4 separate regions of the Homo sapiens genome follow, and regions 1, 2 and 3 are each linked to region 4. A link is a contact called in ENCODE Hi-C or POLR2A ChIA-PET data. All regions are on one chromosome and are shown on one strand. The core of a region is the stretch at or near the end of the contact, and the rest is flanking DNA. Distances in the headings are between cores, read along the strand shown.

What was found. A loop is a pair of places that touch in the nucleus more often than their neighbours do. ChIA-PET counts read pairs that join two places held with the same protein, here RNA polymerase II (POLR2A). Pooled maps may share reads with other maps.
Region 1: a loop to region 4 is called in a pooled map, with 6 times the contacts of the local background. The contact joins two enhancer-like sites. A Hi-C loop is called at or near these places in 6 of 50 pooled maps. POLR2A ChIA-PET finds 5 or more read pairs at or near these places in 2 of 52 experiments (CD8-positive, alpha-beta memory T cell and HEK293).
Region 2: a loop to region 4 is called in a pooled map, with 3 times the contacts of the local background. The contact joins two enhancer-like sites. A Hi-C loop is called at or near these places in 1 of 168 maps with a recorded cell type or tissue (ovary) and 7 of 50 pooled maps. POLR2A ChIA-PET finds 5 or more read pairs at or near these places in 2 of 52 experiments (activated B cell and activated naive CD4-positive, alpha-beta T cell).
Region 3: a loop to region 4 is called in a map with no recorded cell type, with 5 times the contacts of the local background. The contact joins two enhancer-like sites. A Hi-C loop is called at or near these places in 6 of 37 single-sample maps with no recorded cell type and 4 of 50 pooled maps. POLR2A ChIA-PET finds 5 or more read pairs at or near these places in 1 of 52 experiments (GM12878).

What each region holds. Positions count from the first base shown.
Region 1 is chr14:61,435,838-61,442,476 of GRCh38, forward strand. All of the region lies in intron 2 of PRKCH (protein kinase C eta), which reads left to right. Among named protein-coding and RNA genes, the nearest start is that of PRKCH-AS2, 110 kb to the right of the region's middle. RefSeq lists an enhancer at 3,436-3,805. Within about 2 kb of position 3,359, at least 21 of the 41 ENCODE cell types and tissues checked have a DNase peak (open chromatin) inside an H3K27ac peak, as active enhancers do.
Region 2 is chr14:61,833,902-61,841,111 of GRCh38, forward strand. All of the region lies in intron 1 of SYT16 (synaptotagmin 16), which reads left to right. Among named protein-coding and RNA genes, the nearest start is that of SYT16, 25 kb to the left of the region's middle. Within about 2 kb of position 4,935, at least 2 of the 41 ENCODE cell types and tissues checked have a DNase peak (open chromatin) inside an H3K27ac peak, as active enhancers do.
Region 3 is chr14:61,865,033-61,872,371 of GRCh38, forward strand. All of the region lies in intron 1 of SYT16 (synaptotagmin 16), which reads left to right. It also overlaps the pseudogene MOCS3P1. Among named protein-coding and RNA genes, the nearest start is that of SYT16, 56 kb to the left of the region's middle. Within about 2 kb of position 2,384, at least 2 of the 41 ENCODE cell types and tissues checked have a DNase peak (open chromatin) inside an H3K27ac peak, as active enhancers do.
Region 4 is chr14:61,656,426-61,663,930 of GRCh38, forward strand. No RefSeq gene overlaps it. Among named protein-coding and RNA genes, the nearest start is that of HIF1A, 35 kb to the right of the region's middle. Within about 2 kb of position 6,251, at least 18 of the 41 ENCODE cell types and tissues checked have a DNase peak (open chromatin) inside an H3K27ac peak, as active enhancers do.

The DNA of each region.
Region 1 (6,639 bases), core at 2,109-4,608, 220 kb before region 4:
TTGGAGCATACACATATTTAAAAATTGGGTGGAGGAGAAAAGCCAGTGAAGGAGACTAAGAAAGACGATTATAGAGAGAAGAACCAGAGCTGTTATTGGAGCCAAGGCCTCTTTCTTCAAGGACTGAGAAGGGGAGAGTTTGTACTTTGGAGTTTGCACAGATCACAGACATGAAAAAGGAAAGATGATGATGAGTGGAAAATGGGAGGTCAGGACTCTCCTCCCATCCTGATGTGGCAAGAGGCTTTTCTCATGGTTCTGGATGGAACTTTGGCCCTGTTGCAGATGCTCACATGCAACGTTCTGTTCTAATCACTGTTCTGCTGGCAGAGGAGGCTGGAGTGATGAGTGAGCATGGGCTCAGCTTGCGTGGATGCTATGAGCCGTAGGTCCTACTCAAGAGAGTCAGTCTAGTAACAAATTATTTTCCTCTCCTTCTTTTGCCATCCCATTTAGTTTGCAGGATGGTTGGTGTTTGTGTGGGCTGAGATTCCTCAGAGGGAACCAAAGCCCTGAGAAACATGTGTAGCAGCTGTTGATTTGGGTCTCCACAGTGAGATCCGGGTCTAATACAGTGAGTCCAACCACTTTATCTGAGTTTGGAAATAACTATGAGTACATAGTTAAGCTGTTTTCAAAAAACACAGAGGATTCTGTACTGCTAGTGCCATTGAGGGGGCTTTTGCTGCCATTTATTTTCAACTTATTTTTTTGAGGTGGAGTCTCACTCTGTCGCCCAGGTTGGAGTATAATGGCGTGATCTCAGCTCACAGCAACCTCTGCCTCCCAGGTTCAAGCAATCCTCCTGCCTCAGCCTCCTGAGTAGCTGGGATTACAGGTGCCCGCCACCAGGCCTGGCTAATTTTTGTATTTTTAATAGAGATGGGGTTTCACCATGTTGGCCAGACGGTCTTGAACTCCTGACCTCAGGTCATCTGCCCGCCTCAGCCTTCCAAAGTGCTGGGATTACAGGCATGAGCCGCCACACCCGGCCTTGCTGCCATTTTTAAATACCAAAACCTTTTGTTGCAGTCTTTGTCACAGGTGCTGGCACAAAATTCCTGGTACCTTCTCCCTGCTCTAATTCACCAAGTTCTCCTTCCTCTTTTCCAAAGACTACTAACATGGAAGTCTTCCTTAATTAGTTACAGGACTATATCTGCAACTCCTGTGATTTATTCGCTCAGTGCCCGTGTCACTGTCACCCACTGGTGGGGTGTGCTTGTTGTAAATACCCATTTAAATGTTTACATTTTCAAGTATATAAAACCAGGATTGTAAAATACCGTTGTATTTCCAGTTGTAAATAGCCGTTTAGTTAAGTTAGGCATTTGTTTATCACGCGTCCTAATCTCTGTTTGTGTCGTTACTGTCTCAGAGATCATCATCATCTGTGTTTACATTTTTATGCATCATTCTTTATGCAAGTAGTTCTTATTCAGTGTTTTTGATGATGTTAAGCAAAATTCTGTTGCTACCTTACCTCATTACCTTCCCGGGATATATTTTGCAGATATAAACCAATAATATTTTCTGGTTCTTTCTTGACTAGTAGCTTTTGGTTAACTCTAAGGTTTTTCTGTTTGTTTTTCTCACAGTTGTTTTCTCCCACGTGTACAAATGATAAAACAAATTATCTCAGGAAGAAGAAAAAAGACATTTGATAGTATATCCAGTAGTTCAACAATAGTCAACGGAGTCTGGTGTCCTCACTTCTGTCATTGGCTGCTTGACCTCACTTAACCTTCCTGTTAGTTTCTGTTTCCTCACTAGAAAATTTATTACTTTCTAGGGATACCAGGAGACCTGGTGTTAATAAAGGGCACAGTGCAGGGTGTGTGGAAGATTTTAGTGTCAGTTCTAGCACAAGCTAGCTAAATGTGTCTCGGGGTACATTAACTTCTCTAGGCCCCAATTTCCTAGGTATTCATTCTTCTTCTAGACAATAGACAGTTGAATTAAAAAATCCTTTCTATCGACCAGGTGCAATGGCTCACACCTGTAATCCCAGCAGTTTGGGAGGCCGAGGCAGGAGGATCACTTGAGCCCGTGAGTTTGAGACCAGCCTAGCAACACAGCAAGACCCTGTCTCTTAAAAAAAAAAATCCTTTCTATTCCTAGAACTCTAGGGTAGTGTGAAGTAAGGGTTTTCACAGTTACACTAGGTAAGTTACTACCTGTCGGGTACTTCTCTAATTATGCTGTGCTTATTAACTTATCAAGTCCTCAAATGGCCCTATGAGGAACATATCCTTTATGTTCTATAGATGAGGAAACTGAAGCATTGGATGTTAAACAACTTGCCCAGGGCCACCGAGCTTATAAGGGAAGAAGCCGTCTGCACACCCCAGGCTCCAGATTCCACAGCCTCAACCACCAAACTCTCTTGTCTGTCGTCATATAGAAGGCTGTTCTGTTTTCTCAGTGTAGCCCCCTTAAAGATAAGCCACAGTAAACCACAGTGCTTTTGATATTAGGCAAATTAAACTTGAGTTCAATCGTATGTTACACTGAATCAAAGTTATATTCGCTGTGCATTTTACGCCAGTAATTCTGGAAACTAAAAAGTGCCATGCCAGAAATTTTCTCTGATTTAATTTGCTTACAATCATTTTAAAAATGAGGAGCTGTGATCCACGCTTTTGCCCCAGGTTGGAATATTTTAGAAGTACTTTCAAATATATATTTCTGCTGCTGGGATATAAAACCATAAATTCGAGCAGATAGAACAAAAGACCAAAGAGGATGATGTATTTACTGTTTTTGAGTTAAAGTTACAACAGTTTACAGAATCACAGCAACCGAGAATAGGAGTTCTCAGAGACATACTCCTCATCCACAGAAGCCTCACATGACCAACACAAGTTTCAGTCCAGTGCAACTTTTTGCAAATGAAAACTTACCCTGGGGTTGTTTGGTGACTCCTAGTCACATGTGCTTTCTAAAGTTCTCAAAACAAGCATGGGGTGACAGTCCAGTTTTATGAAATATAATTTTAGTTCAGAAGAGATGGGATTTTAGAATAGTTAATCTTCATTATATTTGACATAATTACTCTGCACCCTGTGGATGGGGTGGCTTTTCAAAACCCACTTCTGGTGAGGCAGACCAGGGCTCCAGGCCAGCACCCCTCTGGAGATTGGAATGTGAATTTCCGTGCTGGGACACAGAGCCAGCTTCCTATTTATTTAGAGCCATTGGGCACCTAAGGAGCCAAACAGAAGTTGTGATGCAAGTTTTGGCTGCAGAGCATGTTAGGGTTGCCTGACGTGTCTAACTAAAACATGATCTGAGAGATTTCTCAAAGCCCTGGTTGATTTAAGCACCATAGTATTCAATAGGGTTTTTTTTTAGTCCTTTTAACTCAGTCCTAAGTAAACAGGAGGCGGTGCAAACAATGAGGAAGTTCCCTCTGCATTCCGATGGTGAAGTGGGGTTGGAGTCTGTAGGCAAGTGAAGAGCGTGTGGGAGAGCTGTTTCCTTTTGCTCATGGCAGCAGTCTAGAACATGGTGACAGTGAAAGTCATTGGAAGCCATGGGGGCCCATTTTCTTTATGTGACCAAATGTCTTGCAAAGTCCCAGGTGTGTGTGTAGGTGCATGAGTGTGTATGTTTGTTTTCTAAACGAAGCACACGTGCAAAATAATGTAAAAGGGCAGAGTGAAGTTTGTCCATGTCCCTGTATGAAAGTGCATGGGAAGTGCCTGGGGCAGAAGTGAAAGAGACACGGCCCCAGGTCGTGAGAGAAGACATTGAGGTGCACTCCCGGCCTGCTGTGGGAACAGTGGGTTAGCATGTCACCGGTGCACTCCCAGGCTGCTGTGGCAACAGTGGGTTAGCATGTCACCCGGCTTTAGGATTTGGGGGAGTTTGCTCAGGCTCTGAGGCAGGTAGGTTAAGGCTAATTTAACTCTTAATGGTTGGAAGGAAAGAGGGAAGGGCCGTTTAGGAAGGTGAAAAGGCAGGAGTGAAGGTGGCAAGAAATGATTGGCATGCAGTTTTTTCCTAAATCCTCCTCTGGTTATAAGGAATCAACTGGAAAATTGCAGTGGCAATAGCTGTTAAGAAAAAAAATAGGATTCAGTTGATGAAATATTAAACATGCAAGTGGGCTGGTCTTTTAACCAATCTTTGTAGTATTAAGGGATTAAAAAGTTAATTCTTGGTAATTAGATCCCCAGGGAGAACTTAATTTGCATCTATACATGATAAGTGTTTACTATTAATAATTCAAGACAAGTTTTGCTTTGGCCGGTATTGAGCTGGGTCTCAGGCTGGTGATAACAGAGGCTGGATAGAGAGTGATACCATTAGCCTAATTTTGTCATCTGCAAGCAAAGGAATGTTAAAATCTGTTCACTTCGTGGTTTCTAAATGACTTCTAGAAGTATCATGAGTGGAAGAGGGCAGTGTAGTGTAGTAACTTTTGTTCTTCCGCAGTCCTTAGAACCTGTCAGGATTATTGGTTATGACACTGTTCCCACAGGGTGGACAACAGGGGCATTTTTATCTTCTTGAGACATATGGGAAACTTAAGAAGGAAAGTAACTAGGCTGTTTGCCAAAGATTACACCTACCTCCAAACAAAAACTGAGGCAGGTATAATTTTAACTGTGCTGGAATCTCTGAAGATGTTGGTGTCTTGGCCAAATTCATTTGGACTCTTTCTGCATTTCACTCTTTGAGATCTATTGTGTAGACTCTAATTTCTTTGACAGGTATTGTCACATTGGTCTCCACAAAAATTATTATTGAAAGCCAGGCATGGTGGCTCACGCCTGTAATCCCAGCACTTTGGGAGGCTGAGGCGGGTGGATCACAAGGTCAAGAGATCAAGACCATCCTGGCCAACATGGTGAAACCCTGTCTCTACTAAAAATACGAAAATTAGCTGGGCTTGGTGGTGTGCACCTGTAGTCCCAGCTGCTTGGGAGGCTGAGGCAGGAGAATAGCTTGAACCTGGGAGGTGGAGGTTGCAATGAGCTGAGAACACGCCACTGCACTCCAGCCTGGTGACAGAGTTAAACTCTATCCAAAAATAAAAATAAAAAATAAAAAATTATTATTGAAATAACTACATTTTTTTTCTTTTTTTTTTGGAGAGAAAGTCTTGCTCTGTTGCCCAGCTGAAGTGCAGAGGTGCAATCATGGCTCATTATAGCCTCAACCTCCTGGGCTCAAGTGATCCTCCCTAGTAGCTGAGACCACAGGTGCACACTTGGCTTTTTTTAAAATTTTTTTTGGTAGAGAAGGAGTTTCATTATGTTGCCAGACTGGTCTCCAATTCCTAGGCTCAAGTGATCTCCCACCTCAGCCTCCCAAATTTCTAGAATTAAAGATGTGAGCCACTGCACTTGCCCTAAATAACTACATTTTTTTGAATGCTGCGATGTGCCTAGCTTTGTGCTAAGCTCTTTGAATGTGTTACCTGATTCAGTCCTTGGGAAAACCCTAGGAAGAAGGGGCCACCTGATTTCTAGATGGGAACCCTGAGGCTTAGCAAGAAAAAGAGAGCCGGTGTGGTAGGGTCAGGACTGGAGCCCGGTTTATACTCCTACTGACAGGATGGGGATGCCTGTTTCACCTCACCCTTGTTAAAAAGGACACTTTAGCAATCCTTTTAAGTATTTGCCAGCTTAAGAGGTAAAAATGTGATTTAGCTTCTGGTTCTTATGCGTCCGTCTTGGGTAGCATTGGACATCTTGGCATGGTTATTGGCTGTTTGCACTTACAGTTTTAGGAATTGCCTCTTCACATCCTCTGCCCCATTTTTACTGGATTGTTCATACTTTTAAAAATTGATTTCTGTGTATTATAAATAGTAACCCTTTGTCATGTGTTACAAGTCCTCTTCTCCCTCAGTTTCTTTCTTTCAATTTTCTGCTTTGTATTTTTTTTTTTTTTTTTGCCAAATAGAACTTTAAATTTCTTAAATTGCAAATCTGTGAACTTTGGATGCCTTTAGAGTTTATTATCCCTTTAAAAAAATTTTTTTAAGAGATGGGGCCTCAGTATATTGTCCAGGTGGTCTTGAACTCCTGGACTCAAGCAGTCCTCCTGCCTCAGCCTCCCAAAGTGTTGGTATTACAGACATGAGCTACTGTACCCGGCCAAGTTTTATTATCCTTATCTTATCCTAGGAGTATAATATTTTTCTGTGTTTTCTTATTGTTCTATAATTTCCTTTGTAACAGGTATCTGAGATTATCTTTGAAATCTTCTGTCTCTTCCAGGGTTTAAAATTTTTTAGCAAATTATTATTTCATGGTTTCTTAAATTTCCTTTGTTTCAATGATTAAAGCATTATTGAGGAAATAAGCTATATTTTATTAATCACAAGTCTCTGCATACACTAGAAAAATTCTAGTATAATTATTTGGAAGACATAATGATGTAGTTTTCAGAGTCCTCAGATTAGAAGCCACTGTTTTAAAAGCGTGAGGTTAGAAAAGGAATTTTGCACCTATTCCAGGTTAATTTCTACCTATTCCAGGTTAACAGAGGTGATCCTGTACCAATGGGTTTTGGACAGAGCTCTCATAGTCTGTGCTGTGGGCGATTCCCTCATTTAGTTTGCGAGGATACCAGAATTAAAGGAAAATAATGAGAAATGCTTATAGCTCATAGATAGACGCGAGG
Region 2 (7,210 bases), core at 3,685-6,184, 180 kb after region 4:
CCTGTGGAGTCCCATAGCCTCTAAGTCTGAAACTAAATTTCCAGTGGATTGCTGAAGCTCTGGCTTTGATTTTTTTTTTTTTTTTTTTTAAATTTTGGAATCTGGGAGATACTTGTTCTTTGGAAGTAATTTTGCTTATTGGTTATATTTTATTTAGAATTTCCATGTGTTTTTAGTGGGAAGGATGCATCCATATCAGCTCTGTATACTACACGGTTAAATGTCCTGATTCACATTTATTTTTTTTGAGATGGAGTCTCCCACTGTCGCCTGGGCTGGAGAGCAGTGGTGCGATCTCGGCTCACTGTAACCTCCACCTCCCAGGTTCAAGCAATTCTCCTGCCTCAGCCTCCTGAGTAGCTGGGATTACAGGCACCTGCCACCATGCCTGGCTAATTTTTTATATTTTTAGTAGAGACAGGGTTCCATCATGTTAGCCAGGTTGGTCTTAGACTCTTGGCCTCGTGATCTGCCTGCCTTGGCCTCTCAAAGTGCTGGGATTACAGGCATGAGCCACCGTGCCTGGCTTTTTTTTTTTTTTTTTTTTTTTTGAGACAGAGTCTTGCTCTTGTTGCCCAGGCTGGAGTGCAATGTGGTGTGATCTCGGCTCACTGCAACCTCTGCCTCCCGGGTTTAAGTGATTCTTCTGCCCCAGCCTCCCAAGTAGCTGGGATTACAGGTGTGCGCCACCATGCCTGGCTAATTTTGTATTTTTAGTAGAGATGGGGTTTCACCATGTTGGCCAGGTTGGTCTTGAACTCCTGACCTCAGGTGATCTGCTTTCCTTGGCCTCCCAAAGTGTTGAGATTACAGACATGAGCCACTGCACCCAGCCCTGATTCACATTTGATATACCAGATCACCCATCCATCTATCCAGTTGTACTGGTATATAAATACTGTTTGATGCTCTGAATTGTTCTCTCTTAAAATTATTCATTAAACACACTGCTGTATTCCAATTACCTGTTGTTTGAAAAAGATGTGTGTTGATATATGATGGTATATAGCATAGCATTCCCATAAAACCAGGCATGTGTTTGGGAATATTTGTTTCCAAAGCACTTGTTTTAGTTTCATTAAGGTCTTAAAGAAACTTACCTTTTTATAAATCCTGACCTTTTATACCCACTTTGCATATGAAGATATTAAGAGAAATTGTTGCATTGTTTGCTGTGATAAGACATTTTCAAGGAAGAAGGCAGTGTGTGCTGATTTATAGCTTTAAGAACAGCAAAAAACAGTTAATAGGCTGCTACTTTGAGCAGCACTGACTAGTGGAGTAATGTGTATAAGGACCTGCCTTTTCAATAAATAGTACACTGTAAATGTTGTCTCATGAAAGGTGAATTTTTTTTTTTTTTTTTTTTTTTTTGAGACAGAGTCTCACATTGTCGCCCGGGGAAAGAGTGCAGTGGCGCGGTCTCGGCTCACTGCAACCTCCTCCTTCTGGGTTCAAGTGATTCTCCTGCTTCAGCCTCCCAAGTAACTGGGATTACAGGCGCCTGCCACCATGCCCAGCTAATTTTTTGTATTCTTAGTAGAGATGGGGTTTCATTATGTTGGCCAGGCTGGTCTCAAACTCCCGACCTCTTGATCTGCCCATCTTGGCCTCCCAAAGTGCTGGGATTACAGGCGTGAGCCACTGCGCCCGGCCAGGTGACTTTTTTTTTTTATGATTGATTTTATCAATCACCTTTTTATGGCCATTTAGGGATTTTTAAAAGATCAAAAAATACTGCCAGAATATTCCTGAAATTATCTTTTTACACTGTTTTCTTCTTCTGGGTGCAGAACTGCTGAGTCAAAGGATATACTCATTTAATATTTTGATGTTGCCAAATTTCCCTACAGAAGGATTGTACCAATTTATACTTTGATCAGCAGCACATTGATAACAAAATCAAACAAAACTTTTCTACAGAAATACATTTTAAACTATAGATAATGGAACAAAAATTTTCCTACCTGGCTCACAGAAACTTTTCCTGTCTTTCTCAATTTACATGTCCCAGGTGAGTAAGACCCACTCTCGTTGGCCTAGAACGGTGGTTTACAAAATATGGTTACTGGACTAGTAACGTTGCCATCACCGGGAACTTGTTAGAAATTTAATTAATCAGAACTTGTATCAGATCCACTGATTGAGAAACCTGGTGGAGCGTAGCAATCAGTGTTTTGATTAGCCCCCCAGGTGATTCTGGTACTTGCTAAAGTTTGAAAACCACTGGTCTAGGGGCAGCTTATCTTTGTATAACCCAGAGGTCAGCTCAAGTCTTTACTCCTGTATCCTTCATACACATCATAGAAATTGAATTCCTGGGGGTTGATTTCTCATGGTACCTTCCACCTCTTTGTGCCTGCACCTGCGTGTGTTTATTGCTCTACTTTACTGCCGGTGGCTGCTCTTGTGTCTGCATTGCAATGGCCCAGATCGGCAAAGGAAAAGGAATCCATTTGCCTTAATTCACACAAACATCAGCAGTCCATTCACTTGAAAGGCATTTGAATATGTAGAAAACCAATTGATGGTTTGGAGGGATAGGAGAAGTTTATATCTTGGTAACATAAACAGTCTAAAATTGAATATTAAATGTGCACCTTCTGAAATCCTGTAGCCATTCTCCTACATTCCTTCCCCAGTCCCTCATTTTCCTTTCTACTCCACCTCCCATTGATTTGCTTTTTTCTCTAGAGTGATTTACTAATTCTATTTGTTTCCTTGTCTTCTGTTGTAATAACCAGGATTTTTATTGCAGACATTACAACCTACTCAACTACCTTAAGAGAAAAGAGTCTCAACTATAGAGTTACATGGCAGCTTACAGAATTGATGAGAGGGCCGGGGAAACAAGCTTGTTAGCCATTCAGTCATAGGTAACCTTTACATCCATTTATTTATGTCTGTCTTAATTTCTTTCATTGAATTTCTAAACTTCTATGAATTTTTTTGTGTGGCCTTAAATTAATACCCAGTTAGGTTTTTATTTTCTGTCATGATTTCATGCAAATTTTCTGATTGCTCTGCAGATTTTCCAATCTCTCCTACCTCCCCTGCAGACAGTACGCTAACCCCTACTGATAGGAGGAGCAAGGGAAGTGATTTGAATATAAGGCCAATTCCCCTTGACTGAGGCAGTTGAACCTGCATTTGATGAGTTTGACATTGAGCTTATCTTTCTTCCTGTTTGAAGACAGGACTTTGAGATTGAGGGGGTTTCAAATGATACCTCTATTCAGTGGTAAGTCTGTGCTGGTGAGCAGGGCCAGGCCTCCTCATAGGTGTTGATCCTAACAGATTTCCATGATTCTCCACTGAGTGGCAGAGGCTGATTTTTTTTTTTTTTTTTTTTTGAGACAGGGTCTTGCTCTGTTGACCAGGCTGGAGTGCAGTGGTGCGATCTTGGTTCACTGCAACCTCTGTCTCCTGGGCTCAAGTGATCCTCCCACCTCAGCCTCCCTAAGTAGCTGGGACTACAGGTGTGGGCCACCTTGCCCAGCTAATTTTTTGTATATTCAGTAGAGACAGGGTTTTGCTATGTTGGCCAGGCTGGTCTCGAACTCCTGGCTTCAAGTGATCCTCCCACCTCAGCCTCCCGAGTAGCTGTGATTACAGGCGTGAGCTGCCGTGCAGCTGAGGCTGATCTTGGAGCTGGGGAATCGGCATCTGAAAGCTGCTAAGGCCTCACAAAGGCTCTTGGAGGGTTTGCCTCTAGAAGATGGGTACATTAATAATATGAGAATCCACCGCTCAGTGGAAAAGTCCTCTAGATACAGGCTTTCCAATTATTCTGTATTGCCTGTCTCCTGGGTTCTCTTTCTCTGTGCATTCCAGAACAGCCACGCCTTGGATGCTATGCTTCTGGCGTGCAGAGTCACCCTGCCACCTTGTGGCCATGTTTGGGAACTGTACTTCCTCAGATGTCGGCTTCCTTCCTATGTCTTTCTCAGTATCCAGCAAAGCTGAAATTGGTCACCCTGGATTGCTTCTGCCTTTAGCTTTTTGAACTAATAGGATTTGAAGAGATACTTCATAGCATACACCAAAAGAAGACTTTCTAATAGCTTTAAACAGAAATATATATGCAAGAAATTTCGTTGCCCCTGTAATGACATCTTGACATATTAGATAATGTGTGTTCAAAGCAAGAATAGGTCAATGTTATGTCTCAAAGCTGTTTCAGGGCTGCTCTGAGAGATACTGTACTTTTCCTGGGGATTGGAGTGAGCATTATGTAGTAGACATTAATTTTAGAGCACAGTTCTCTTTTAGGTCACATTCCTTTATTTTTCTATATTGAATTAACTACCTGACTGGTGGGAAAATTAAATCTCAATCATTACTGATACCCTTTCCCACTCCATAGGATAATATAAGAATCCCAGGCTGGTACAGTGCCATAAATTTGGGATGGGGCCCAGTCCACTCCCCACAGTTGGCTCCGTCATGACCACTGCACATTCCGACATGCTGCTGCTGAAGACATGATCCCCAGCAACTAGGCTGTCAGAGGACCCTCCCAGCTGTTCACCCACTGACGACCACCCTGAGAGAGAATGCACCATGTCCATCTACTGTTGGCTTTCTGGAAGAGCTCCCCCAGCTCCCACCTACCCAGGCACAGGTGGGAACGAGGTCTGTGTTTCTGACAGAACACAATCTCTTAAATTCATTCCTTTCCTGTTCTGGAGAATATTCCTGTCCTTTCCCTTTTGGCATAGGCTTTCTTTCACAAAGCCCTGTCTGGATGGGAACTTTTGTAAGTACCTTGAAACTTCAATTTATTACCCTGAAATTCACAAAATTATTAAAAATGGAGTGTGACTCTTGCTAAGGACTCAAAAACTCCAAACATAAAGTTGTCTATGTTATTGGAAGGGAGAAGGGAAAAATACTGATAGTAGCAATAGCAGCAGGAAGAAAGTACAAATTAATATCTCGATGAATCATCATGCCCCATTGTGTTTGATGTAGGCAACAGGCCTAAGGCTTCTGCAGCTAAATCTTCTCTTTACTTGGGCCATCCCTAGCAAGTGAAAGGGTGTTTATTGAGGGTGTTTCCCCACCGGCCCCCCACCCCCCCGCCATGGTCTAAGCACTGTGCTGGGTTCTTGCAAAATGAAGATGACCTCGCAGCCACAATTACAGAATGGTAATCAAGTACTAAGTGCTAGGAGAGGAATACAGCTGGAGTTCTGTGGGAGTGCTAAAGGAAGTTGCTGTAGTCTAAATGTGCCCTCCAAAATTCATGTGTTGGAAACGTAATCCCCAAGGTAACATTATTGAGATGTGTGGCCAAAGGGAGGTGTTTAGGTGATAGGGCTCTGCTCTCATGAATGGATTAATGCCACTATAAAAACAACTCTTGGGAGTGGATTCATGCTCTGCTGTTCTTCTGCCATGTGAGGACACATCAAGAAGGCCCTCACCAGATGCTGGTACCTTGATCTTGGAGACTTTTCAGCCTCCAGAACTGTGAGAAATAAATTTCCATTCTTCGTAAACTACCCAGTCTGTAGTATTTTGTTATAGCAGCACAAAATGGACTAACACAGAAGTGATGATAATTGCAGGAGGAGTTATATATAAGTCAGGAGGTAACCTATATGAGATGATATTTTAGCTGTGCCGTGAGAAAGCATCTGCTTGGTGGGAAAAGAGTGAGGTGCAGTACATTCAGGCAGTGAGAACTGCACCAGTACAAGTGTGGGAATGCTCTGTGGCTGAGAGTGATGCACGTTTTGGAATTATCTGAGGAAATGAGTAAATGTGAACTGGGTTGGAGCCCAATCACATTTGACCTCATTTGAAAAGCCAACAAAATCGTAATTTATTTTTTAGGCCAGCAAATCACAGTCCATTTTCTGTTGCATTATATTCCCATGCGCTTACTTAGGGAAATGTGCCAGTTCCTCAGGGCTAACTGTATTTCTATGTCTTTTTCTTGTGATGAAGAATGTCATTAATCTGGGAACATTGTGGAGGGGAAAGGGGGAGGGAGGAGGGAAAGAGGAGGGGAGGGGAGCAGAAGAGGAAGAAGGGAAAGGGAGAGGAGAAGGAGAGATGAGTTAGTGATTATTGGATTAGGTCAAGCAAGAGGTATTCAGGGGCTGAACTCAGACAATTCATGGGGAATGTGTGGATATAAGACATTTTGGAGACAGAATCCAGGGCTTGTATGTCATAGATTACATGTAGGGAATAAGGGAGAAAATAAAAGATTATAGAATTTTTCAAGTTTAGACAACTGGTGGGATGAAAATCACATTGAGACAGAAGATAAGAGAAGAAGCAGATTTGGAGGCCAAGATAATGAATCATTTGGGGGCACATTTAAGAGCCTGTGGGACTTCTGGATAGGGAGGCAAGGTGCGCTATTGGAAATACGAGTCTAGAGCTTGGGAGAGAAGTTGGTGGTTTTAGTTTTGGGAGACATCAGTGAAGAGAGTTTAGGGAAACCCCAAGAATGGTTGAGATCACCCAGGGAGAGTGAGTAGAGTAAGGAGAAACGTTAAGGTGAAAACTGTGGGGATATACATGTTGATGAGTAGGAGGTTAATGAAAGTATCACCAATGAGACCAGGAAAGAATAGCCAGAGTTGGGAGCAAAACCCAGGAAGAGGGTGGCCGTAGCAGGCAAAGAAAGACAATTTTATTTCTCTTTTCTTTTCTTTCTTTCCTATTTCCTTTTTCTTTATTATTCATTTATTTTTATTAGGAAGACAATTTTAATGTCATAAAGCAAAAGTGTAGGGAGTGAGCAAATCTTTAAAACAGCAGTGACAAGGTGGCTGGTGGCTTCCATGTTAGTGTTAGCTAAGCAGCATAAAGGGAGCTGAGATAGCTGCATCCTGGTAATTAGGTATTAAGGGAGATGAAGAGGTAGAGCTCATAAATATAGGCTATTCCATCAATAAATTTGTGGGAGAAAATAAGGAGATGAGAAGGCAGCTTAGTATTCCAATAAAATATCTTATTTTAGAAGAGAAGACTTGAGTATATTTATAGGCTCAGAGGGAAAAGCCAATGGAAGGGGAGAGATGGAGGTGTGAAAAGGAAGAAATAATCAACGGAACAGTCACCCAAGTGAGGGGAAGGCAATGGGATTAAGTTAAACCTGTGGTTCTTTGTCATTTGGAACCAGTTTTGGGGACTAGTAACCAATTTGGCTTGCTTGAGGACCTACTGAAGTGGGGTAGAAATCCCCTAA
Region 3 (7,339 bases), core at 1,134-3,633, 200 kb after region 4:
CTGTATTCGGCTGCGGAGCTGCAGGCTCGACTGTGCAGCTTGCGGGAAATGGCCCACTGTGACTCATCTGCTGGACTATGAAGCCTTCTGTGGCTCCTCAGCCACCGATAAATGCCGCTCCCTGCAGTTACTGGGCCCAGAGGATCGTGTTTCTGTCACTGACTATAAGCGACTTCTGGATTCTGGGGCACCCCATCTGTTGCTGGACATCAGGCCTAAGATGGAGGTGAGCATCTGTCTTTTGCCTCATGCCCTACACATCCCTCTGAACGCAGGGATGCGGAGAGCCTGAAGCTCTTAGGAGAAGCAGTCCGGAAAGGGAAACAGGGCACACAAGAAGGGGCTGCTCTCCTCATTTATGTGATTTACAAACTGGGAAATGAATCACAGAAAGCCGTGAAGATCCTCCAGGCCTCATCAGCAGCTCAAGAGTTAGACTATTTAACAGTTTGGAATATTGTGGGGGACCTCATGGCCTGGGCTGCCCAAAACGGTGGAACATTTCCACAGTACTAAGGTGACTGGTATAGTCTGATGGGAAAGATGTGGATTGCCGTAATACCGCAAAGATATATTTATTTGCATTTTTCAGTAATATACATAGGAGCTGGAGATTCTACAGTATCTGTGAATACATGGACTCCTTTTTTATAAAGAGTTTTAAAAATTGTTATATATTGGGTGACTTATTAATGGATTATACTGTTTCTGGGAATCATCATTTTTTTTCAGCACATGGAGGGTGTCTTGAACATGTGAGATGTAATGTGACAGGATTTTGTATTTAAGCTGCAGATCATTTACCTGTCCTTATTTTCCACCTCCCCCAGTCAAAATGCTTTCTAAATCATTTTATATCTGGAATTAAGGTGCAGTAAACTTAGTCTTACGAAATTGATCACAGATTATATACTTAGGATCAGTTTACTGTTTACTTAAGAAATTATTGGATCTTATTAATATTTCAGATGATAGAATACATCCTACAGAAATACATGTTTAAAATGTAAGTTGTTTTAATTATTCAGAAAGTGGGTCATTCTATTTGGCATTTTGAATTAGTATCAAAATGAGATCTTTAAAGTTTACCAAAATAAAGGAAACCACCTTTGTAGTCTGAAAAAAAAAACTATTATGAATACTCGTGTATAAGTATTTGTGTGGATACATGCTTTAATTTTTCTTGGGTAAATACCTAGGAGTTGACTTGCTGGGGCTGGGTTATATGGTAGATGGGTACACATTTAGCTCTACAAAAAATTGCCAAAAAAGGAAGAGGAGGGTGGGGGAGAAAGGAAAAAATAATTGCCAAAATGTTTTCCATAGTGGCTGTACCATTTTGTATTCTCCCTAGCAATGTATGACATTTCCAGTTGCTTTACATCTTCTATTATACTTGATATCATCAATTTATTTTTATTTTTGTCATTCTCATGGTTATAACAAGGTATCTCATGTTGGTTTTAATTTGCATTTTTCCAATGACTAATGATGTTGACCATCTTCTCATATGCTTATTTGCCATCTATACCTATTCTTTGGTAATATATGTGTTCAAATCTTTTGTTCATTTAAAAATTATGTTTGTCTTATTATTGCATTATGAGGGTTCTTTAGTGTGCATACAAGTTCTTTGTCAGATATGTATTTTGCAAATACTCTCCTGTAGTCTGTGGCTTGCCTTTTAGTTTTTCTAACAGCATGCTTTAAAGAGTAAAAATTTTAAATTTTGATAAAATCCAATTATTTTTTCTTTTATATTTAGTGCCTTCTGTGTTCTACAGAAGAAATCTTTGCCTAATCCAAAGTCAAAAGAATTTTCTCCAATGTTTTTTCCTAGAAGTTTTATAGTTTTAGATGTTACATTTAGATCTGTGATGCATTTTATATTTTTGCTTATGTTGTGAGCTAAGGGTCTAGGCTCATTTTTTTTTTCATATGCACATGTAATTATTTTAATAGCACTTGTTGAGATTATCCTTTCCCGGTTGCATTATCTAGGCATTTTTCCTGAAAAGTATTTATATATGTTTGAGATTATTTCTGGAGTCTCTCTTCTCTTTCATTGTTCTATGTGTCTATCTTTATGCTAATATCATACTGCTTTGATTACTGTAGCTTTATATATAATAAGTGTTGAAATCAGGTAGTGTAAATCTTTTTCTTTTTCATTTTTTCAATCCTGTTTTGGGTAATCTAGGTCATTTTATTTCCATGTCAATTTTAGAATTAACTCATCATTTTCTGTGAATAAATTCTTCCTGGATTTTCTTGTTTGTACGTTAAAATTTGTTGAGAAAAAGAAATAAATGGCATATAGGTTGAAAAGGAGGAAGTAAAACCCTTTATTTGCTGATTTAACCTCACGGTGACTCATTTTCTCATGCGGTTTGTGAGAATTTTGCTAGTTTGTCTTCAGTGAATTTCCCCTGTAGCCAACGTCTAGAAGACCCATATGCTCTGAACTATGAATTGGAATCTACATAAAAGCTACGAGAATTAATAAATGAGTCTAACAAGATGCAAGGGAAAATATACAAAAATTGTTTTTCTATATACTAGCAATTAACTTAAAACAATATTATTTACAATGAAAATACATTACTATTTACAATAAAAAACAATACTATTTACATCAGCATAAGAAATATGACAGACTTAGGAAGTGATTTAACAAGTTTGTACTGTTGAATAGGATGACCTTGCTCCCAGTCTTGGGGGAAAGCATTTAGTCTTTTACCATTAAGTCTGCTGTTGCTTGTAGATTTTTCAAAGATGCTCTTTATGAAGTTGAGGCAGTTTCCTTCTATTCCTAGTTTGCTGAAAGTTTTGATCAAAAATAGATGTTGAATTTTGCCAAGTGCTTTTTCTGCATCTGTAGAGAAGATCATATGGTTTTCTTTAACTAGTCTGTTAATATGTTGAATTACATTGAGTTTTGAATGTTGAATCAGTCTTGTATTATTGGGATAAACTCCACTTGTTCTTATGTATTACCTCTTTTAGGTTGGGTTTCTTTGGATAACATTTTAAGAGTTTTGTGTGTCTATATTCTTGTTCATGAAAAATATTGGTCTAAATTTTCTTTCCCTAAAGTAGAGAGTAGAATAATAGTTGCCAGAGTCTGGGAAGGGTAGTCTGGGAAGGATTTAAAGAGATGTTCTTTCTCTCTTTTCTGAGAATGGTGTCTTCTCTCTTTTTTTAATCTTAATCAGTGTGATTAGAGGTTTATCAATTTTATTGTTTTTTCCAAAGAAATAACATTTGGTTTAGATTTTTTTGTTATTTAAAAAAATTTTATTTCCTTAATTTTTGCTTTCATCTGCTTATTATTACCTTTCATCTGCTTACTTTGTTATATTTTGCTCTTATTTGTCAGATTTCTTAAAATGGAAGCATTGATTTTAAATATTTGTATTTTTATAATATAAGCACTACTTTTGCTGCATTGCATTCATTTTGGTATATTTTGTCTTCATTTTTATTCATTTCAAAAAATTTTTAAATTTCCCTTTTGACTTCTTTTAATCATGGGATATTTATAAGTATGTTCTTTAGTTTCCAAATATTTGGGGGAACTGTCTAGAAACCTTTTTATTATTGATTTCTTATTTAACTCTCTTTCAATAACATTTGTATGAGATGATTCCTTTTAAATGTGTTAAGACTTGTTTTGTTGCCCAGATTATGGTCTGGGTAAATGTCCCATGTTCACTTTATAAGAATATTTTGTTTTTGTTGGTTGTTCTATAAATGCTGATTAATTTTATTGATAGTGTTTTTCTAGTGTTTTATATCCTTACTGAATTTCTGTCTACTTTTTCTATCAATTATTGAGGTTCTGGTATTAAAATATCCAACAATGCTTATGAATTAGTCTGTACATTTATCCTTCTAATTCCATCAGCATTTGCTTCATGCATTTTGAAGTTTTTTATTATCTGAATAAACATTCAAGATTTCTATGTACTCCTGATGACTTGATCCCTTTATGATTATGAAATGATCCTTTTCTTTGGTAATATTTTATTGTGAAATTTAACCTTAGTATAGCCACTCAGCTTTATTTCGGTTAGTTTTAGTGTGGTTTATCTTTTTTCTATCTTTTTTACTTGTAATAATTCTGTCTTTTTACTTAAAGAGTATTTCCTGCAGATAGCATACATAGTTGAGTATTGTCCTTTTATCCAATTTTATAGTCTGTTTTTTAGTTGGTGAGTTTAGACATTTCCATTTAAGGTTGGATTTAAACCTACCATTTTATTATTTGTTTTCTATTTGTCTTACCGTCTTTATTCTTTTTGCTTTGTTTCTACCTTCTTTTGGATTAAATGAAAATTTATTAATATTATATTTTAGGTTTTTTTGGCTTATTAGCTCTATCTTTTTTGTTGTTTAATGGTTGCTCTAGAGTTTACAGTATAACTTTTAAATTTATCAACATCTACTTTCAAATAATATTACAGTGATTTCCACATATTTTAAGAAACTTAAAATTGTATAGTTCTATTTCTCTTGGTCTTTGTGTTGTTGTCATACATTTTACTGCCACATATGTTATACACCCAACTGCTGTGGACTGAATGTTTGTATCCCTCCACAACTCACCTATTGAAGCCTAATGCCCAATGTGATGGCATTTGTAGGTGAAAGCTTTGGGAGATAGTTAGGTCAAGAGAATGGATCCCTCATGAATGAGATTAGGGTCCTTATAATAAGAGACATGAGAGAGTTTTCTTTCCCTTTTTTTGTTCTCTGCCATGTGAGGTTATGAAGAGAAGATGGCTATCTGCAAACCTGGGAGCAGGCTCTAACCAGACACTACATCTTCCAGTGCCTTGAACTTGGACTTCCCTCCCCACAGAACTGTGAGAAATAAATATTTGTTGTTTAAACCACCCAATCTGCTAATTTGTTATAGAAGCCCAAATTGACCAAGATACACAACAATATGTTATTATCTTTGCTTTAGAAGTTATCTTCTAAGTATATTAAAAATAAGAAAAAATTTATATCTAGTCACTCTTTTACCATTTCTGATGCTCTTCATCCCTTTGTGTAGATACAAATTTCCATCTGGTATTATTTGCCTTTTACTGAAGGACTTCCTTTACTATGTGCAATGATGCTCATGATATATTCTTTTAGATTTTGCATGTCTGAAAAAGTATTTACTTTCATTTTTGAAGGATATTTTTGCTAGATATAGACTTCTAGTTTGCCAGCTATTTTGTTCATTGCTTTAAATACGTTGTTCCACTGTCTTCTGACTTGCATTGTTTCTGATGAGAAATATATTGTCATTCTCATTGCTGTTCCTTTGTATGTAATGTGATATCTTTTTTTTTTCTTGCCTGCTTTTCAGTTTTTCTTTGTCACTGTTTTTTTAGATACCTGATGATGATGTACTTTAGTTTGGTGTTCTTATTGTTTCTGCTTGGGGTTTACCAAACTCCTTGGATATGTAGGTTTATAATTTTCTTCATATTGGTAAACTTTTTTGGCCAATTGTTTCTTCAAATATTTTTGCTACACTTCTTTTCTCTGAAACTCCAGTTATATGTATGGTAGGCCACATGATGTTATCTTCTTTTGAGTTTCTTTTCTTAAAAGTCTTTTTACTCTGTGTGTTTTATTTTGTCTAGGTTTTATTGCAATGTCTTCATGTCCCTAAATCTTCTACAATAACTAATCTGTTAATCTCATCAGTGTATTTTTCATCTCAGTTATTATATTATTCATCTCCATAAATTTGACCTATGTCTCTTTTTATCTTCCATTTCTGTTCTCAATATGCCTTTGTGGAGTACATTTATAATAGCCGTTTTAACTACCTTGCCTAATAATTCTATAATCTCTGTCATTACTGGGTCTGTTTCTAGTTATTGAATCCCTCCCACTCCCACTCCCCATTTTTCTTTTTTGCCTGCCTGGTAATTTTTGGTTGGATGTTAGATATTGTGAATTTTATATTGTTGGACGGTGGTTCATTTTATTTCTTTAAGTATTTTTGGCTATGTTCTGGAAGGCAGTTAAGCCAGCTTGACTTCATCTAGTTTTGTTGAAACTTGCTTTTAAACCTTTTTAGATGGGTATAAATCATCCGATAATCTACTGCTAATTTGGCCCTACTAATGAGGCAATCAACCTTTAAGTATTCCACTTTATACTCTATATATTAGTATTTTTTGCCCACTGGCTAGTGACAATGTAAATTATTCCCAGCTTTTTATGAGCTCTAGGGATTTTTTGATTGTACCTTTCTGGTGGTTCTTTTCCTGGTCTTGTTAGTTTCTTAATACACATGTGCTGATCTGTACTCAAAGACTCAAAGGAAATCCTGTCTGTGAATGTCTCTTCTGCAGTGCTTTACCCCACAAATTCTAGTCACTGTGGCTTCCCCAAACTCCACCCTGCTTCTATTCAACTCAGCAAGACTCTGTTCTGGGTCTGTTTGGGCTCCCCTTCCCTGTCCCGTGACCTGCTCTCCAGGCAGTGAGCTGGAGCACCCACAGGGATCACTTCATTCATTTATTCTTTCTCTCAGGGATCACCATTTAGTGTTGCCTGCTTTCCTGCATCTTTAAAAACCATTATTTTATATATTTTGTCCAGTGTTGTGGTTGTTTAAGGCAGAAAGATAAATTTAATCCCTATTACTATATTATGATCAGAGCTGGATTCCTTAACTTTTTCACATGAAATTACAATAATTATAAAAACAATACCGCATTATAGACAATATATTAAATGATATAAAATGCCCTTCTATAAAGTGTTGTCATAGCACATTTTCTTTCAGTAGTTTTTGTCCTCTATGAAGTTTTTAGGCAATATTGTTGGTAAAATGAGACTTTGGAGTTGCTTGACCCTACAATTTATTATCACTGTTCCATTTTTAATTCTTTTTTATTTTGGGAATATTATCTTCTTTAAGACTCATTTTCTTACCAGTAAAATGTGTGGGTAATTGTACCTTCCTTGCAATATTGTAGCAGGGATTGAAAATAAAATATGAAGTATTCAATAAATAGTAGTTATCAATAGTTTCAATTACACTATGTATGCAGCTTCATACCTTGATTTTAAAACAATTATAAACATTTGCTATATTGTCTTATAGCATTGATTGATGCATAATGAATGGCCCAATGCATACTCATAAACTCTTCCCTTATTTTTGTTTATTTCTTTGTAAATACATATTTTTAATTGATATATAATAGATGTACCTATTTTTAGAGTACATATATAATGTTTTGATACTTTCATATAATGTGTAAAGATCAAGTCAGGGTAATTGGGATATCAATCCTCTTAAATATTTATCTTTTTTTAA
Region 4 (7,505 bases), core at 5,001-7,500:
CAAGTAAAATGGCTGCTTTTTGAGAGCTTTAATTCAGATTCTGTTCAGAAGAAATAACAGGTATCATTGTTAGTACAAGGACTGGTCATAGAGCTATATCCTGCCTGTTAACCACATAGATTCTGGCAGTGATTTCCCATTGATATCATCTAGGTAGTTTTACTGGTTTTTCCCCTAGTTGTTTCTCTTTTTTTGTTTGTTTGTTTGTTTTGACAGAGTATCGCTCTGTCGCCCAGGCTGGAGTGCAATGGTGCGACTTCAGTTCACTGCAACCTCCGCCTCCTGGGTTCAAGCTATTCTCCTGCCTCAGCCTCCCGAGTAGCTGGGATTACAGGTGGCCACCACCACACCTGGCTAATTTTTTGTATGTTTTGCAGAGGCAAGGTTTCACTACATTGACCAGGCTGGTCTTGAACTTCTGACCTCAGGTAATCCACCCACCTCAGCCTCCCAAAGTGCTGGGATTACAGGCCTGAGCCACCACGCCCAGCTCTCAGTTGTTTCTTAATTTGCCTGCCAGTTTGTTTTTTATATGATACTAATTGAAATGGAGGTCCTTCTTAAATGAACTTCTTTCACAAACAAAAACATTAGTTTTGGCAGTGATGGCTTACAAGAGTGTGTTCTATAATACCTACTTTGCAGATGCAATTTGAATTCTTCAATATGAGTTATTTGGATTTCTTTTTTCTGAAATTCTTTCTAATGAGATTTTTGTGGATTTTTTTTTTTGAGACAGTGTCTCACTATTGCCTATGCTGGAGTGCAGTGGCACGATCATGGCTCACTGCAGCCTCAAATTCCTGGGCTCAAGCGATCCTCCTGCCTCAGCCTCCCGCCTCAGCCTCCTCCCTCAGTCTTCTGAGTAGCTGGGCCTACAGGTAAATGCCACCACCCAACTAATCTTTTATTTTTTGTAGAGACAAAGTCTCACTATGTTACCCAGGCTGGTCTCAAACTCCTGAACTCAAGCAATCCTCCCATCTTGGCCTCCCAAAGTTCTAATGAGATTTAAGCAAGGAGATGGATGGAAGTTGCTTTGTACTGTTGATGTTCTCAGAAAAAAGAAAATCGAATCTGAACACAGCTATTGCAAGTACAGGTGCAGACTGATTACTAGCAAGTTAGATGGCCCAACACCATATCCATCTAAATGTAAATATTTTGCTTCTTTTTCAGTGGCTTCTAGAAGAGTGAGTCTGGAAAATACTGCCCCTACTTTCAAATGGGAGAAAGCCTCCCTTGTACTAAGTTTGCAATCATTAGAAAACTGTTGATATACAGCAAAAGAAACTACCATCAGAGTGAACAGGCAACCTACAGAATGGGAGAAAATTTTTGCAATCTACTCATCTGACAAAGGGCTAATAGCCAGAATCTACAAAGAACTCAAACAAATTTACAAGAAAAAACAAACAACCCCATCAAAAAGTGGGCAAAGGATATGAACAGACACTTCTCAAAAGAAGACATTTATGCAGCCAACAGACACATGAAAAAATGCTCATCATCACTGGCCATCAGAGAAATGCAAATCAAAATCACAATGAGATACCATCTCACACCAGTTAGAAAGGCAGTCATTAAAAAGTCAGGAAACAACAGGTGCTGGAGAGGATGTGGAGAAATAGGAACACTTTTACACTATTAGTGGGACTGTAAACTGGTTCAACCATTGTGGAAGACAGTGTGGCGATTCCTCAAGGATCCAGAACTAGAAATACCATTTGACCCAGCCATCCCATTACTGGGTATATACCCAAAGGATTATAAATCATGCTGCTATAAAGACACATGCACACGTATGTTTATTGTGGCACTATTCACAATAGCAAAGACTTGGAACCAACCCAAATGTCCATCAGTGATAGACTAGATTAAGAAAATGTGGCACATATACACCATGGAATACTATGCAGCCATAAAAAAGGATGAGTTCATGTCCTTTGTAGGGACATGGATGAAGCTGGAAACCATCATTCTCAGCAAACTATCGCAAGGACAAAAAACCAAATACTGCATGTTCTCACTCATAGGTGGGAATTGAACAATGAGAACACTTGGACACAGGAAGGGGAACATCACACACTGGGGCCTGTTGTGGGGTGGGGGGAGGGGAGAGGGATAGCATTAGGAGATATACCTAATGTAAATGACGAGTTACTGGGTGCAGCACACCAACATGGCACATGTATACATGTGTAACAAACCTGCATGTTGTGTACATGTACCCTAGAACTTAAAGTATAATAAAAAATAAAAATAATAAAATGGAACCACGCAAAAAAAAGAAAACTGTTGATATAATCTTAACAATCAGAAGAGAAGTTGGTTACTCATTTAAATTACTGGTAAGATTTTTGTAAGCCCTGTGACAAAACACATAAAGTGATGAAAAATTCTTCCCCCGCAGAAAGAATAGAAAAAGCCCTGGAGGATCCAGGTCTAGTCTTAACTCTGTCAACTACTCCAGTACCTATTAACCTTGAAGAGCTCACTTAGTTTCTCTAGGCTCAGTTTTTTCAACTCTAAAATGAGAAGAATACATTAGATTCCCTTTAGGATAAAAATGCAGTGTTTTGGCCTGGCACAGTGGCTCACGAACCTGTAATCCCAGCACTTTGTGAGGCTGAGGCAGGTGAATCTCTTGAGGCCAGATGTTCGAGACTAGCCTGGCCAACATGGCAAAACCCCATCTCCACTAAAAATACAAAAATTAGCTGGGCATGGTGGCGCACGCCTATAATCCCATCTACTTGGGAAGCTGAGGCAGGAGAATCACTTGAACCTGGAAGGTAGAGGTTGCAGTAAGCCGAGATCACACCACTGCACTTTAGCTTGGGGACAGAGCAAGACTCTGTCTCAAAAACAAAACCAAACCAAAATGCAGTGTTTTGACAAAATAGCATCAACAACAAATATTACCAAAGTTAATAAATTGGCCCTACATAAATAGGATATCTGCATTAAAAATGTAAAATATTTTCTGAATGACCAAGCAATTAAATTATAGAAAACTGCAAGCACAAACAAATACACTTGTTAGAAAAAGCATAATTATAGGAAAGTGCTAAATTACATTTGGAGGTTGAAAAGCCATGAAATGATTCAGGCAGACACAAATAAAATATATGAAATAAGAAGCACACAACAGTTGAGATGTAGTCATAGGCCTGCCCAACTTGTTGGACCAAACAAAAAAGGAAAAAAATTGCTATATAATAAATGACTTGTCTTTTCCATTCCTGAAATATGCACAACTGTCTGGATCATTGTGATATGAATATAATGTCAGGTTATCGCAAATGGGATCAATGCATAGTTGTTAGAAGGGAATTGTGAAATCTCCAGCTCTGAGCTCTTCTTCTGGAAGGGTGGAGAAAGAACAACAGCCAGTTTATGAAACCATTAGAAAGTATTTATAGGACCATGCTTATATCATTTCGTAATAACTTACATGTTATTGTCTGCTTGTATATTGTGTGATCTAAGAACAATTTCCAAATTAAAATATTGTAATTGTTCCCATTAAGTTTATCTTGGCAGATTTTTTTTTTTTTTTTTGAGACAAGATCTTGATCTGTCACCCAGGATGGAGTGCAGTGGTGGCACAGTCATGGGTCATTGCAGACTCAATATCCTGGGCTCAAGTGATTCTCCCACCTCAGCCTTGTGAGTAACCGGGACTACAGGCACGTGCCACCATACCTAGCTATTTTTTTTGTTTGTTTGTTTGTTTTAGAGACAAGGTCTCATTATATTGCCCAAGCTGGTCTTGAACTCCTAGGCTCAAGTGATCCTCCTGCCTTACCCTTCCAACGTGCTGGGATTATAGGTGTGAGCCGCCATGTATCCTGACAAATCTTTCTTTTTACTACTCCTTTAAGTGGGACCTGTAGTTGACCCAATACTCTGAACCGAATATATTCACCTGAGAGAGAAAAAAAAAAAAAACTCTGCCACAAATAAAGCAAAACTGTAACAAGAAGCCTTGGTCACATTTGTTGAAGACTAGCATACTGCTGGCTAGTCTGTCCAGATATCTGAGAATGGATTAAATGGCTTTCTGCTGTTCTTTTTAGGATCAAGATGCTATGAAAAGCTTTAGTATTTGATACATTTCAAGGGAGAAAAGGCTGAGTTTACTTATTTTGAAATGCTATGTGTCTTTGTACTTAGGTGAATACATGTGAGTATATTTTAAATTAAATTCCTTTCAACTATTTCAACTATTTTTACAGACATCATTTACTGAGAGGACAAATGGGTAATATAATAAAAATTGCCATGGGTGGAGGTGAAATGTTGTAACTTACAAGCAGTAATTTATCTTCCTGCTGGCATGTCAGGATATGGTGATGACTACACTTGTTGTTCAAATTATTTCCTAGTAACAACCTCAAAGGAAACCATGTTGAGTCTGAAACCATCTTGCATTTGAAAGCCTGTGTGGCCTTCTTACAGATCACATTTTCAAAGAGGTCAGAAGTCAATGTATATGTAGAATTTCAGACACTGTACCATCTTCCACAGGGATTACACTCAGAGGCCTAAACATGTCACAGGAAAAGTTGTTAGACTGTTTAAAGAAAATCAACAACCAGGCACAGTGGCTCATGCCTGTAATCCCAGCACTTTGAGAGGCCAAGGCAGGCGGATCACTTGAGGTCAGACATTCGACACTAGCCTGGCCAACATGGTGAAACCCCGTCTCTACTAAAAATCCAAAAATAAGCCGGGCATGGTGGTGGCGCATGCCTGTAATCCCAGTTACTCAGGAGGCTGAGGCAGGAGAATCGCTTGAACCCGGGAGGCGGAGGTTGCAGTGAGCTGAGATCGTGCCACTGCACTCTGGCCTGGATGACAATGAGACTCTGTCTCAAAAAAAAGAAAAAAAAAGAAAAGAAAATCAACTGGAAGAGGGTAAAAGGAAGCAAAATCTCTCTGCAACATTGGGGAGTGAATTTGCACAAAGGACGTTCCAAAACATCCATGAAGTTGACTGGAAAAAAAAATAGAAATACAAATGTAAAGTTTAAAGGAGCCCATGAACCTAAGGAAACAGATACTGGGGATTTTTGAGCTGAATACAAAACCTCTGAGAAGCAAAAGAAAAAATATGTTTGCCAAGAGGCGTCCTTTCCATATCTAAAGCAAAACCCACAAATACCCATGAGTAATATCATGCAGGTTATGAAGTTCCTATGCAAAACCAGCAACATTTTCATAAACCAGAATTGTTGGAACAGTTGCAGATATTCATTTAAAAAAATCTGACTGTATAACAGCTCTGAAACGCAAAGCTAGGCCACAAAAGTACATTTCACCACATATGTCAATTTTCTTGAACCCTCTCACTATCAGAGTTGCCCAGGTTTTAAAGTTCCAAAGTTAGTAAAGAGACTGTGAATCAGACACTAAAATATGTTCTTCTACTTTGTACTGTAGCAATGCCATATTTAAGAAAAATATGAAAATGAAACCAAAAAGCAAACAAGATTGTGGAATTCCCTGACATTGTATTATATTTTACCAGCAGCCTCTGTATTACACACTGGAATAGCTTAAATGTGTCTTTTTCAATTAATTTCCCTTTTTTTCCAGAAGAATAAAGAAGTACATTTATTACAGTAAATAAAGTTGGCATTGCTCATATTAAACAAACAGGATGTCTGAACTGTATGCATTAAAAGATTTCAGAATGACAAGGCAAGCAAATTACACATATTAGTGCTTATGCTTTCAGAAAGAATGGAATGCTCGGAAAGTACTAAATCACACGTAGGTACTAGAACAAGAAAAAAATGACAAGGGTGTAATTGGTGGTGAGGGTGGGAACTTTTTCTCGCTTAAAATACATTGGGCTCATTTGTGTCTGCAATGCATCAGTTCCCAGTGCAAGAAAAAAAAGCCACGAATATGGACAGACTCAAAGTCTTCTCCAAATGGAAGATCCAAATCAGAACCTTTGAGGAGGTTTGCCTCAGCACCTTCTGTAGAAGTGGTTGGCAGACACACAACTAGACACAAGGTAACATGGTAGAGCAGTGTTGAGAAGAGGATCCGCAGTGGTCTCCACTGCCCTGGCGGTGACCTTCTCCTCTGACTGTTCTGTATGTAACGGGACTGGCTTGTGCAGGCTGTTCAGCAAACCATAGGTCTGGTTTGCTATCCCCTGATCTTGTAGGTCATGTGATTGGACAAGCTCATTTGCCCTTGGGTGGATGGTGTTCAGTGACCCATCTTGCTGAGTCATGCTAAACCTGTTGAGCATGCAGCCTTAGTGCTTTAATGAAAGTGCCCTTCGTTGCATTTAGAAACAGTGACCCACCCTCTCCCTTCTTTGCTCTGTGTCTAAGTGTCATTGACACAGGACAGGGTTCCACACAGGATGTGATTCATATGAGCCAATCTTGAGTAGGTTTCTTGTGGTTTTTAGTTTTGTTTTAGTCAAAAGAAGGGAAACTTAACCATTTCCAATAGGTTTGATGAAGGTAAAAGCATTTCCCTCATTTTTCTGTCCATGCAAAAGAGCATACTGGGAGACCACAAAAGCCAAGGCGATTTGTGGGCCTATTCCCCCATTTCTCCCACCAGGTGTGGGAAAGAAGCAGAAATTTATGGCTTTGAATGGATTCTACAGATGCCAGAGTATAAGAAATTTCTAATCATTAAAAAGACCTCAAACGTGGCCAGGCGTGGTGGCTCACACCTGTAATTCCAGTATTTTGGGAGGCTGAGGTGGGCGGATCACCTGAGGTTGGGAGTTCGAAACCAGCCTGACCAACATGGAGAAACCCTGTCTCCCTTAAAAATGCAAAATTAGCTGGGCGTGGTGGCGGGCGTCTGTAATCCCAGCTACTCCGGAGGATGAGGCAGGAGAATCGCTTGAACCCAGGAGGTGAAGGTTGCGGTGAGCCGAGATCATGCCATTGCACTCTAGCCTGGGCAAGAAGAGCAAAACTCTGTCTGAAAAAAAAAAAAAACCCACAAACTTGTAAGGACCTTTAGAGTTGACCGAACACTTTCACATTAGTAATTTCATTTGTGCCATACAGCTTGCCCATGAGATAAGTCAGGGTTGGCCTCCTCTTTATGTGAGTTGATATTTTTAAAAATTAGAATGTACCGTAATACGCGTCCTGTATAAGTGATGTTCATTGTACAAGTAATTTTCATTGTTCCCCACTAGTGTAGATAAGGAATGTCCATAGGAAATTTTGTAACAGAGGCCATCCTCCAGCCCCCACAAATACATGCCTCACCCTACCCCAGTATATATGGAAGAATATGTTCAAGAGAAAGTGGCTGTTCACACCTTATTTTAATTTTTCTGAAACAGGAAGCAGGCAGAACAGCGGGGAAAAGGGAAGCTAACTCCTTCTTCCCCTTTCATTTTCTCTGGGGCTATGATGCAAAGCAATGCTACAGAATATTTTAACCCCAGCCAATCACCATAAGAGAACACATAATTAAAAGCATCAGAGGTAAGAGTTAAAGAAAAT